Linked DNA regions of Homo sapiens: region 1 is linked to region 2. Evidence: chromatin loops called from intact Hi-C (ENCODE). Cell type or tissue: endothelial cell of umbilical vein. All regions are shown on one strand. Links, peaks and the distances in the headings refer to the core of each region. The heading gives the core; the rest is flanking DNA.

The links. Peaks named below come from ENCODE experiments on the same cell type or tissue, not always from the same donor. Only the 100,000 strongest peaks of a DNase experiment are listed, where the experiment ranks them.
Region 1: a loop joins it to region 2, with 4 times the contacts of the local background. A loop is called at or near these places in 2 of 110 quality-filtered maps.

Annotation. Positions count from the first base shown.
Region 1 is chr18:39,797,704-39,802,744 of GRCh38, reverse strand. No RefSeq gene overlaps it. Among named protein-coding and RNA genes, the nearest start is that of LINC01902, 41 kb to the left of the region's middle. In endothelial cell of umbilical vein, for the core only: no CTCF peak of the experiment used is centred there; a DNase peak (open chromatin) is centred at 2,504; H3K4me3 peaks cover 1,054 bases; H3K27ac peaks cover 645 bases.
Region 2 is chr18:40,156,919-40,161,959 of GRCh38, reverse strand. No RefSeq gene overlaps it. Among named protein-coding and RNA genes, the nearest start is that of LINC01477, 93 kb to the right of the region's middle. In endothelial cell of umbilical vein, for the core only: a CTCF peak has its summit at 2,352 (motif pointing right); a DNase peak (open chromatin) is centred at 2,389.

The sequences.
Region 1 (5,041 bases), core at 955-3,454, 360 kb after region 2:
ATGCGTATATGTCAGGCATAACTCATTTATGACAAATACATGTCACATAAGGCACATGACAAATACATACCATAAACTCGCACATGACACATGCATGTGGCAGGCATGCATGTAACATGTAACACATACAGGTCACACACATACATGGCACACATGGACGTCACATGCATGTCATACATGGCACATTTATGTCACATGTATGACACAAAGTGTCACATAACACACATGACCAAATAGAACAAACATATGCCCATATCACATATGTATGACACACGTCACAGATGTGTGACACGTGCAACACATACACGTCACACACCTGGACACGTGAAACATTCATATCACATCCGTGTCACCTAGGACACATGAAACATCACAAAAGACACATGTGACACACATACCACCTATATGTCACCCATGACCAATTCATGTCACATATAACACACATGTTACATAGGTCGAATGCATGATGTATATACGACACATGACACATGTCATATATAACACATATGGAACAGAATGTCCCGCATTCCTGTTACGTGACATATGACATGCTTCACATACAACATAAAGGAAACAACACAATGGTGTGACATATGTATCATATATAACACATGTTGGATATGCATGTCACACACGACACATGCACAACACATGACACATGCGTGACACATGTACGACACATGAAAGACACGTGCACGTCACATGCATGACACATGCACGACACATGCATGACATATGCCACATATGACACATGACAAACAAGTGACACATACACTTCACATGCATGACATTTCCTACAGATTACAAAGGACACATGTGACACATACAGGTTTCCTGCAAGTTACATATTGCACATACATGACACATGCATGTCACATGTCGCACATAACATGCATTAGCGTGTGATACATGCATGTCGCATGTCACACATGACAAACGCCAGAGATATATGGTACACATATGCCATATATGACACTTATACATAACACCTACATGGAAAACGCCATATATGACAGCTACATGGCACGTGTATGCAGGATATGGCACGTATGACACATGCATATTACATACATGTGACAGATGACACATACATGTCATGTACATGTTACATATGACACACTACACATTATAAGACACACAGGACACGTCACACGTGACACACGTAAGTCACATATGGCACTTGCATGTTATGACACATGTAACATACATACCACATTCGTGCCACATCCGTGACACAGATGACAGGGACATGAAATATAACTCTCATTTGACACAAGTCACATATGACACATGCAAACGTCACATACACGTCGCACATGGCATGCATATTTACATAGAAACTAACGTCTTACGAACGACTTGTATGTGACATACATGTCACACACATGTCACACACAACACGTATGTCGCGTGTATAACACAACACACGTTCCATACGACGCGTGTCGCCTATGACACATATGACACACATTTGTCATGTATGACCCATATGATCCCTGTATGACACACCACATGCATGCCGCATGTCATATTTCACACCTATGTCACGTGACTCATGTCTTATACATGTCGCATAAGATGCATATTTGACACATGTCACATATTTGGCATATGAAACGACATACATTTCATATGCTGTATGACTAATGCATGTCACACATGGCATATGACAAATATATGCCACATATGACATACATCTATATGTCATTGTGGCTTATTTGTATCATAAGTGATATATATGTGTCGTGTGTGATATATGTCGTATTTTTGTCTTGTCATATATTATTTCACAGATTACCCATATGTCTATATGACACATATATGTCACATATGACACATATGTAAAATATATTTTTTCCTTCTACCCAATGCCAAGTTCAAGACAGGCACGTTTTCTCAGCATCTTCTTTTGTGAATCAGTGGACCTCTTTGGGTTCCTACTTTTATGGAGTGGTTCACTTTTAGTGGTCAAGTTGACACTCCACTTTGAATCAGCATTGTTTCATTTCTTGTTCTTATGCTTTAGGCTTATATTAGACAAAGCTGAAATATTCAATGTTACAATCAGGTTTGAAACTCAGTTACCTCCCTGGTGTCTAATTTTCACTTCATTTGGAGGAAAACAAAGTTTTAAAGTTTTTATGTAATACTTTAGGTCTTGTCTTTTTAATTCAGGAGGGTCACCATGTTATTATTTAGGAAAATGAGATTACATTTGACAATAGACCAATCTAATTTTTTCTTAATGTAGACATCTGGGCTATATGCAAAGTTGCTGTCTTAATTTGTCAATTAGAAAGAAATCCCTTTGAGACAGCCAAGTGACAGAGGGTCCCTGGAGAAATTCTAACCAGCCTCTCCACTGAGGTGAAGCCTCGGGAAGTTCGCCAGGTTTGCAGCATTGAGGAGCCTGGCCCCTCCCCTTCCTGTGTGGAACTTGGGATTCGAACGGCAGGCGGGAAGTGCTCTAGCAGGGGAGTCTGACCTTGTGAGGGAATACCTGTGTCCCCCCTTTTTTCCCCTTTTTACCCAATAAAACCCTGCCTTACTCACCCTTTAAATCATCTGCGAGCCTGAATTTTCATGGCCGTGGGACGGACAAGAACTTTATCTTCAGCTGAACTAAGAAAAAGTCCTGCAACATTTTTGGCGCGCAATGTGGGGGCACCAGAAGCGGTGAGTGAAATGGAGACTCAAAACCTCTCACTGTTGCTTGACCTTTTCCTTCCTTTTTTGGGACCAACTGGTGAGCAGTGTCTCCCCTCCACCCCCAACTCCCTGCCGGAATGGGAGGCACGGCTCAAGGATCCCGGGGCAGCTGGCTGGCATTTTCCGCCATGAACGGCTGGAGCCTTCCCCTTCCCCGCCAAGAGATTCAGCTCCATCAGCCAGTAATCAAACTTTTCTCCCTGGTGGAGAAACCACTTGCATAAGAATAAGAGGTTCTTCCCCAGGATTTTTTTTTTTTTTTTTTTGAGACTGAGTCTCGTTCCGTCGCCCAGGCTGGAGTGCAGTGGCGCGATCTTGGCTCACAGCAAGCTCCGCCTCCCGGGTTCACGCCATTCTCCTGCCTCAGCCTCCCAAGTAGCTGGGACTACAGGCACTCGCCACCACGGCTGGCTAATTTTTTTTCTGTATTTTTAGTAGAGACGGGGTTTCACCGTGTTAGCCGGGATGGTCTTGATCTCCTGACCTCGTGATCCGCCTGCCTCGGCCTCCCTAAGTGCTGGGATTACAGGCGTGGGCCACCGCACCGGGACTTCCCTAGGCATTTTTAAACTGTTTATTTTCTTTCCCTTTCTGTACCCAATCAGCAAGTTAAGTTTTAAAGTTTTTTTTTTCTTTTAGAAGATGTTTTGCTAGGCCAGGCACCCCCCGCCCCCCGCCGCCGCCCCCTCCCGCCCGCAACAACCATCACTGTTTATATTTTCTGCAAAGTTTTGGTTGTGAAATTAAGCCTCCATCTTGCTTTATATCCTGCGGGCCATGGCCGGTAACCACTTGGCAAAGCTTTGTTTGGCAAGCCTGCCATAGGGGATGAGCCCTTTCTGGTTTGACATCTGCATGTTTTCCTAGAGCTGTCTCTTAAAGGGCCCCACCCAGCGACTAGGTTTTCTTCTACCTGTATGTGTACTGTGTGTGATGTGTGTAAGAAGAGCTCTGATTAATTTGGCTTAAAGAAAGACAAGTCCTTTGATCAAGTATTTTGTAAGGGAAGTGAAAAGCTATGGTACCTTTCAGCTCACGTGATTTTAATCTTTAAGAAATAAAAACAGTCCTAAAGACTATTAGTAAAATGTATGTCAGGTGCAAGGTATGCTAAGTGTTTTGAGGTTACAAGCTGCTTTTTGGGTTTTGAGAACTATTTGACTTGCTGGCTTCACAATTGGTAAGGCCTGGGAACATATGGAATTAACCACACCCTTAACTAAGAAGGCCAATCTTGGCTTTAGTTAGCACGCAATTAAAGCAACTTACCAAGTTTTACCTTACAGTTAAAAATTGCTAGGCTACTAGAAATAGATTTACATCCAAGGTGTGTAAAAACAGTAAAATGTGTTTTTTAGTAAAGATTATAAGAAGGCATGGAATGTAAACTTTTGCCTAGGGTTAAAGGATTGTTTTGTGTTAAATTAGGAAAGCTGAAGGTTCAAAGAAGTGGTGGAAGAATTGTGGAATTAATCTTTTAGAAGAGGTTCTCTGTGTGAACATAGTGACGAAATTCAAAAACAGGGTATTATACGGTTTTCTGTAAATTGAGCATTGAAATAAAAGCATAACAAGATTTTCCTAAGGCATTAATCTGCTCTTTGGCAATATTTGTAAAGGTTTATAAAGGTTTTTGCTTCTTTAAAACTTCTGCATCATCATTTGGGCAAAATGAGTAACTTATGGTAATCTTGAATTCTGTTTTGTAATATCAAGTGTTTGAAACCTCGAACATTTAACAGCCTTCCCAAAATCAAACTTCAGTTTCAAAATTGTCTTCCCTGATACCTGGCTTTTCAAATACTTCAGAGTGCCCCTGAAGTGTCCAGAAAAGAGAGGTACATAGGATTATTTGACATGTTTAGCTACAAGGGATTGCCAAAATGATGCTCAATTTTTCTTAGGTTATATCTTGGTGAATAATGCTAATATATGTTTCAAAATTGTATGGGATTTCTAAAATTTGCATGTCAATCATGATAGCATATACTTAATTATGATTAATTAAGATTTTGATGTTATTATAAACCTCAGAGATAACCAAACTTCTTTGTCAATTGTGTTTCTAAGTGGAACTACCCTGGGCATTTTGTTATTCACAAACAATTGTTGTCTTTTAAGTCTTTTCAAAAGATGGTTTATAATAAGCTATAGTAACAGGTGCTCTCAAATACAAGCTTCTGATAATTTTGGAAATTGTAACATTGGAATAAAGGAAAATGTACAGGACTCATGAAGAGCTGAAATGTTCATGAATATCAAGCAGAACAACAGTTAACTAAATGGACTGAACTCAGAAAGCTAAAGCAAACTTTTTGACGTTTGGTTAGGA
Region 2 (5,041 bases), core at 923-3,422:
ATAGCGGCATAGTGCAAGAAATGAAGGGAATTCAGTATACAGTACCAACCGCAAGATATTAAGTAGGGGTAGATTAGACTAAGTAGGTGGCAGGGCTTTGGCTCTTACGGAATCTGGAGTAATTCTGCTGGATGCATGCTAGTTTCTAAAGATGACTTTTACTGCCCTTTTTAAAGTCGAGGCCAAGTTGTCTTTTCCTCACGTCTCTTCCCAGAAGCCTCAGGTAAACTTAGGGAGGGATGCAACAGTTCTAATCTGGGTTCTGGTCAGAATCGACTAGAGAAAATTAGAGGAGTGAATATGCCCTCTGAATATATTTTCCCGAATGCCTTCTTTAACAAACTTTAGGTGCTATGTTAGCACAATATTTGTTTGAATATGAAAATAATTTAGAAGAATCAAGTAAAGCAAGAATGTGAGACATGCTAGAAAGGTCATCAAAATGTGGCACCCTTTTATCATCTTCTTGCTTCCCATCAACTGATGACACAGGCTTCACACTCAGATTTGCTCTCCTCCACCTTCTTTTTATGAATGTTGGACCTTAGCAAAGTTTCTAATGTAAAAGGAAAGCTAAATCATCTTCCAAGTCAATGATTCCAATAGGAGTTTTTTTTAATAACTTGTTCATGTTCTCACCTGCCCAGAAATGTAACATTCCCTAGAGAAAGTGGAAAGACTGTTTTATTAGCTGTTTACAAGTCTTATTAGAGCAATTTAATGAAAATTCTATAAAAAACAAAAACATAAGGGGCAGAAAATATGGAAATGTTTACCCAAACTCAGATTTGAACAAATAAACAGAATAGCTTTAGTGTAATAATAAGAAAGAATTTTTCCTATAGCAGTGGCCAACCCAGTGGCATAATGGCACAGAAAAATAAAACACACTTTGGTGGCCTTTCTTAAAGGCAACTTCTCACTTATTTTATTTTTTTAACCTTTTCTCAAGGGTCTTTCACTCAATGCTCATATTTAGTGTCAAGAATTTTGACCATAAAAAAGGCTCAGAGAACACAGAGCTTCATTTGGGGGTATATTATTTTTTCTTTTGAGAAAATTGAGATTTATTTTAAAAAATAGGAAAAAAAGAAGTCCAAACCAAGGTACAAAGGCAAAGGTTTACAAAGAAAATACGCATTTTATACACTGGGAACCAATTTAATAAACAACCTCTCCCTGCTAGCTTGTGATTAAACTAAATTGCCAGCCTAAAATTTTCTGTGCAGAATTTCAAATGTCAACACATTATATTGCGATTCCTCTTAATTTCTCACAAAGAAAATGCAAAATGAATTCATTATGCTGGAGTAAGTGGAAAAAATGATGAGTTTCTCCAGAAGAGTATGCAATGGGGAGAGATTGGGCAAGACGATTATATTGAGATATTTGAATAGCTGGCCATTAGCAAGAGCATCCCCATTACTCTGCTGATAATTATATCTCTTCTGCTATGACTTCCCAGTAGAATAGTAGAATGTTCCCAGTGCTGGAGATAATGAAAAATACCATTCAGGTGGTACATATATGCCAGGAATAGAATGCAGTATTTCTTTCCTTTCTGGTTTTTGCTCTGCCTTAGCCCCATCAAATCCAATTCCCTGTATCTTGTCACTCTAAGGGCACACAGCTACACAATATATGTTAATATGTGTTTGGTTGTTCTTTGTTGTGTACAGGAAAAATAAATGGATCTTGAAAATGGAGATGGCAATGGAATATCATTCTTCCAACATAATTATCTCCTGTGTTTAGAAAGCCTGGTGTTTTGCTGAGTACATTTCTGTTAGCTATTATGTAAATGACTTTCAAAACCCGCTATAGTTCAGAGTGAAGGCTATGGATGGGATCTTATAAGGATAAAACTCTTTTTTTTCTCTGTAAGAAAGGAAAAGTGGTTGCATATTCTTTTAATTAATCCATCACTTTACAGACACTTTTCATTTTAGCAATCAAGTGCAATTATACAAACAAAAAGGGATAAAAAAATGAGATCAAACAATAACACCCATTCATCTCCAATAACAATTTCCCTCCCTCTCTCCTCTTTACTTTTTTTTCTCTGTTTTTCTCATTTGAACATTTCATACAATCTCTCATGTGTTATTGCCACCTTATCATCGTGTGGCATTTTTATTGCTCTTTATTTTCGGTTTGGGGAAATCTTGCTGGGTACTGTATGTCTTCACAAATTCATTAATTTTACAGAAAACTCAATTTGCATCCCCCCCCTTTGCTCTATCACTGCTATTTTTAATTCTGGATCCTTTCTTGAGAGTTTCATTTTAAAATTATATACATATGAGAAGAAAAGTTCCATCCAAACAGCTTACATTTGCATCCTGTAGAGGGCAGTGAAACGTTACATTGGTTTTACCCTCCATAAGGGTTGAATTGAGAACTGCTCGTTTTTCCATATTTTGGCACTCACTGGAGAACAGGACAAAAGAGCAGCTAAATTACCCGAGGGTACCTTTTTTTCTATTGAGATTGTATTTGCATTTAGAGTCAGAGAGGTGTACTTTATTATGTGAGTGCTTTCTAGTTAAAATATTTACCTGGAAATTTATTCAGAATGCAAAAGGTTGCAATGTGTATTGACAAGTGGCTATGACTCAAACCACAGGAAATGAAATATGTGTATTCATGGGGTCAGCTTTAGGATTCATACTCAATATTCAGTTAATATCTAATTGTAGTCAAAAAGACTGGTTTATATAGTCCATGATTAATGATAATTTCATTGTAAAATGAACCACTTTTAGTCTGGAAAATTTAATTCATAAATTGTACCTTGAAAAAGGCAATCACAGGAAAAAAATCACATTCACTTAAAATTTGCATGTTTTATCATCATATAATCATTAGTTTGTAACTAAGTGTAATGGTGAACATTATCTTTTAAAACTTATTAAATTATTTTTACATATTTTAGAAAATGCCTAATTTCCCCCCAAATTTAAGATATGTTAGCTTATTGATATCTAAATGAATCACATTTAAATTTAATGTAAGCCAAAATACATGGGTGTGTGTAATATATGTAGTATGTGTACTATTGGTTGATTGTAATGGCATATAGCCAATATATTACACATTCTAGGTATCCTAATTTTCATAACAGTCTTATTAATTCTGTAATAGACCTATAGAATATTTTGTACTCAATATGCAATGAAAATATGTCATGAAATATTTCAATACTTTCACCATACTGTATGATCAAATCAGTGTTATTTGTGATTGATTAAAACCTGTATACCACACCCTAATATTTATTTGGACACAACCCCTAACTTTTAATAAGGATATCTGTAACAAGACACTGTTATTTAGCATTACCCTGAGTGAATTCCCTTTGTTTCCTCCTGTTTTAATCTTCCTTTCTCTCTCCCAATGACTTTCCATTACATTTCCAAACTATTTTCTTTTTTCTTTGAGATGGCAAAACCTATATGATCAAGGTCTCTACTGCTGGTGCCTAAATACTTCCAAGTTTCCTTGTCATGTGTATGTTTTTCTTTTTTCTCTTTCTTGTTTATCTTTCATCTCTTTTTCTTTGACTATTCACATTCATTTCTTTCCAGATTCTTACCAGCTAATCCTCCTCTTGCTTTTCCAAAATTAAATTTACTAAGTTCAACTGGTCCTGGCCAGGGTAAATTTGCTCACAGTCAGAGGGGTACTATATCCCCCTTAAGAGCAAGTCCTGTCTGGGAGGTTGTCTTTCCTATTCTAATCTCTGTTTTGTGTAAAACCTTTCTAATTTTATTAGTTTAGGATAATCTAATATTGGCTTTTCTAATCATTTGTCTACTTTTTAACAAATAATTTCTTTTTCCAAGTTTTTGAGTCAAAATTGTATGTCAACTTAAAATTAGTAATACTGTTACTCTTAGCCTACTGTTGATTTCCATTGTAACTGTGCTAGCTTAGATTCACATTCTGCTATGAAGGTTTATACCCAAGGGTGCCCTTTGCCTCCAAATTTTTCCTATGATATGGGAGCCCATTCAGCCTGTAAGGGCAAGGGTACCTCTTCCAGGGTAACCATCACTAATAGGTATATAAAAAGTCTCACCTCCTGTGTAAACTAGTTCAACCATTGTGGAAGATAGTGTGGCAATTCGTCAAGGATCTACAACTAGAAACACCATTTGACCCAGCAATCCCATTACTGGGTATGTACCCAAAGGATTATAAATTATGCTACTATAAAGACACATGCACACGTATGTTTATTGCGGCACTATTCACAATAGCAAACGTGGAACCAACCCAAATGTCCATCAATGATAGACTGGATTAAGAAAATGTGGCACATATACACCATGGAATACTATGCAGCTATAAAAAAGGATGAGTTCATGTCCTTTGTAGGGACATGGATGAAGCTGGAAACCATCATTCTCAGCAAACTATCACAAGGACAGAAAACCAAACACCGCGTGATCTCACTCATAGCTGGGAATTGAACAATGAGAACACATGGACCCAGGGCGGGGAACATCACACACTGGGGCCTGTCATGGGGTAGGGGGAAGGGGGAAGAATAGCATTAAGAGAAATACCTAACATAAATGACGAGTTGGGTGCAGCACACCAACATGGCACATGTATACATATGTAACAAACCTTCACGTTGTCGTTGAGCACATGTACCCTAGAACTTAAAGTATAATTGAAAAAAAAAGTAAAACAAAAAACAGACAAAAAAACTCCCACCTCCTATCGTTCAAGGGGCAAAAATTTAGGAACTATACTGTATGTTTTACAGGTGGTCCCAGCCCCTGTGGTTCATAATGGTCAACTTAAAAGCACTAATCCACTTGCATTGGCTTTCCCACTGTCCTTGACTAATGATCCCTGATTCTTTACTCTTACTCCCTGGGTTATCTACTAAATGAACCACTTGAACAAAGGTCCTTCCTTGACTGAGGCACTACTTTATAGGAAACACAAGTTAAGATGCTCATCTTAAAATACAAGCAACATAACACATGATGATAATACGAGATGGTTGACATGTTTACATAGCTCT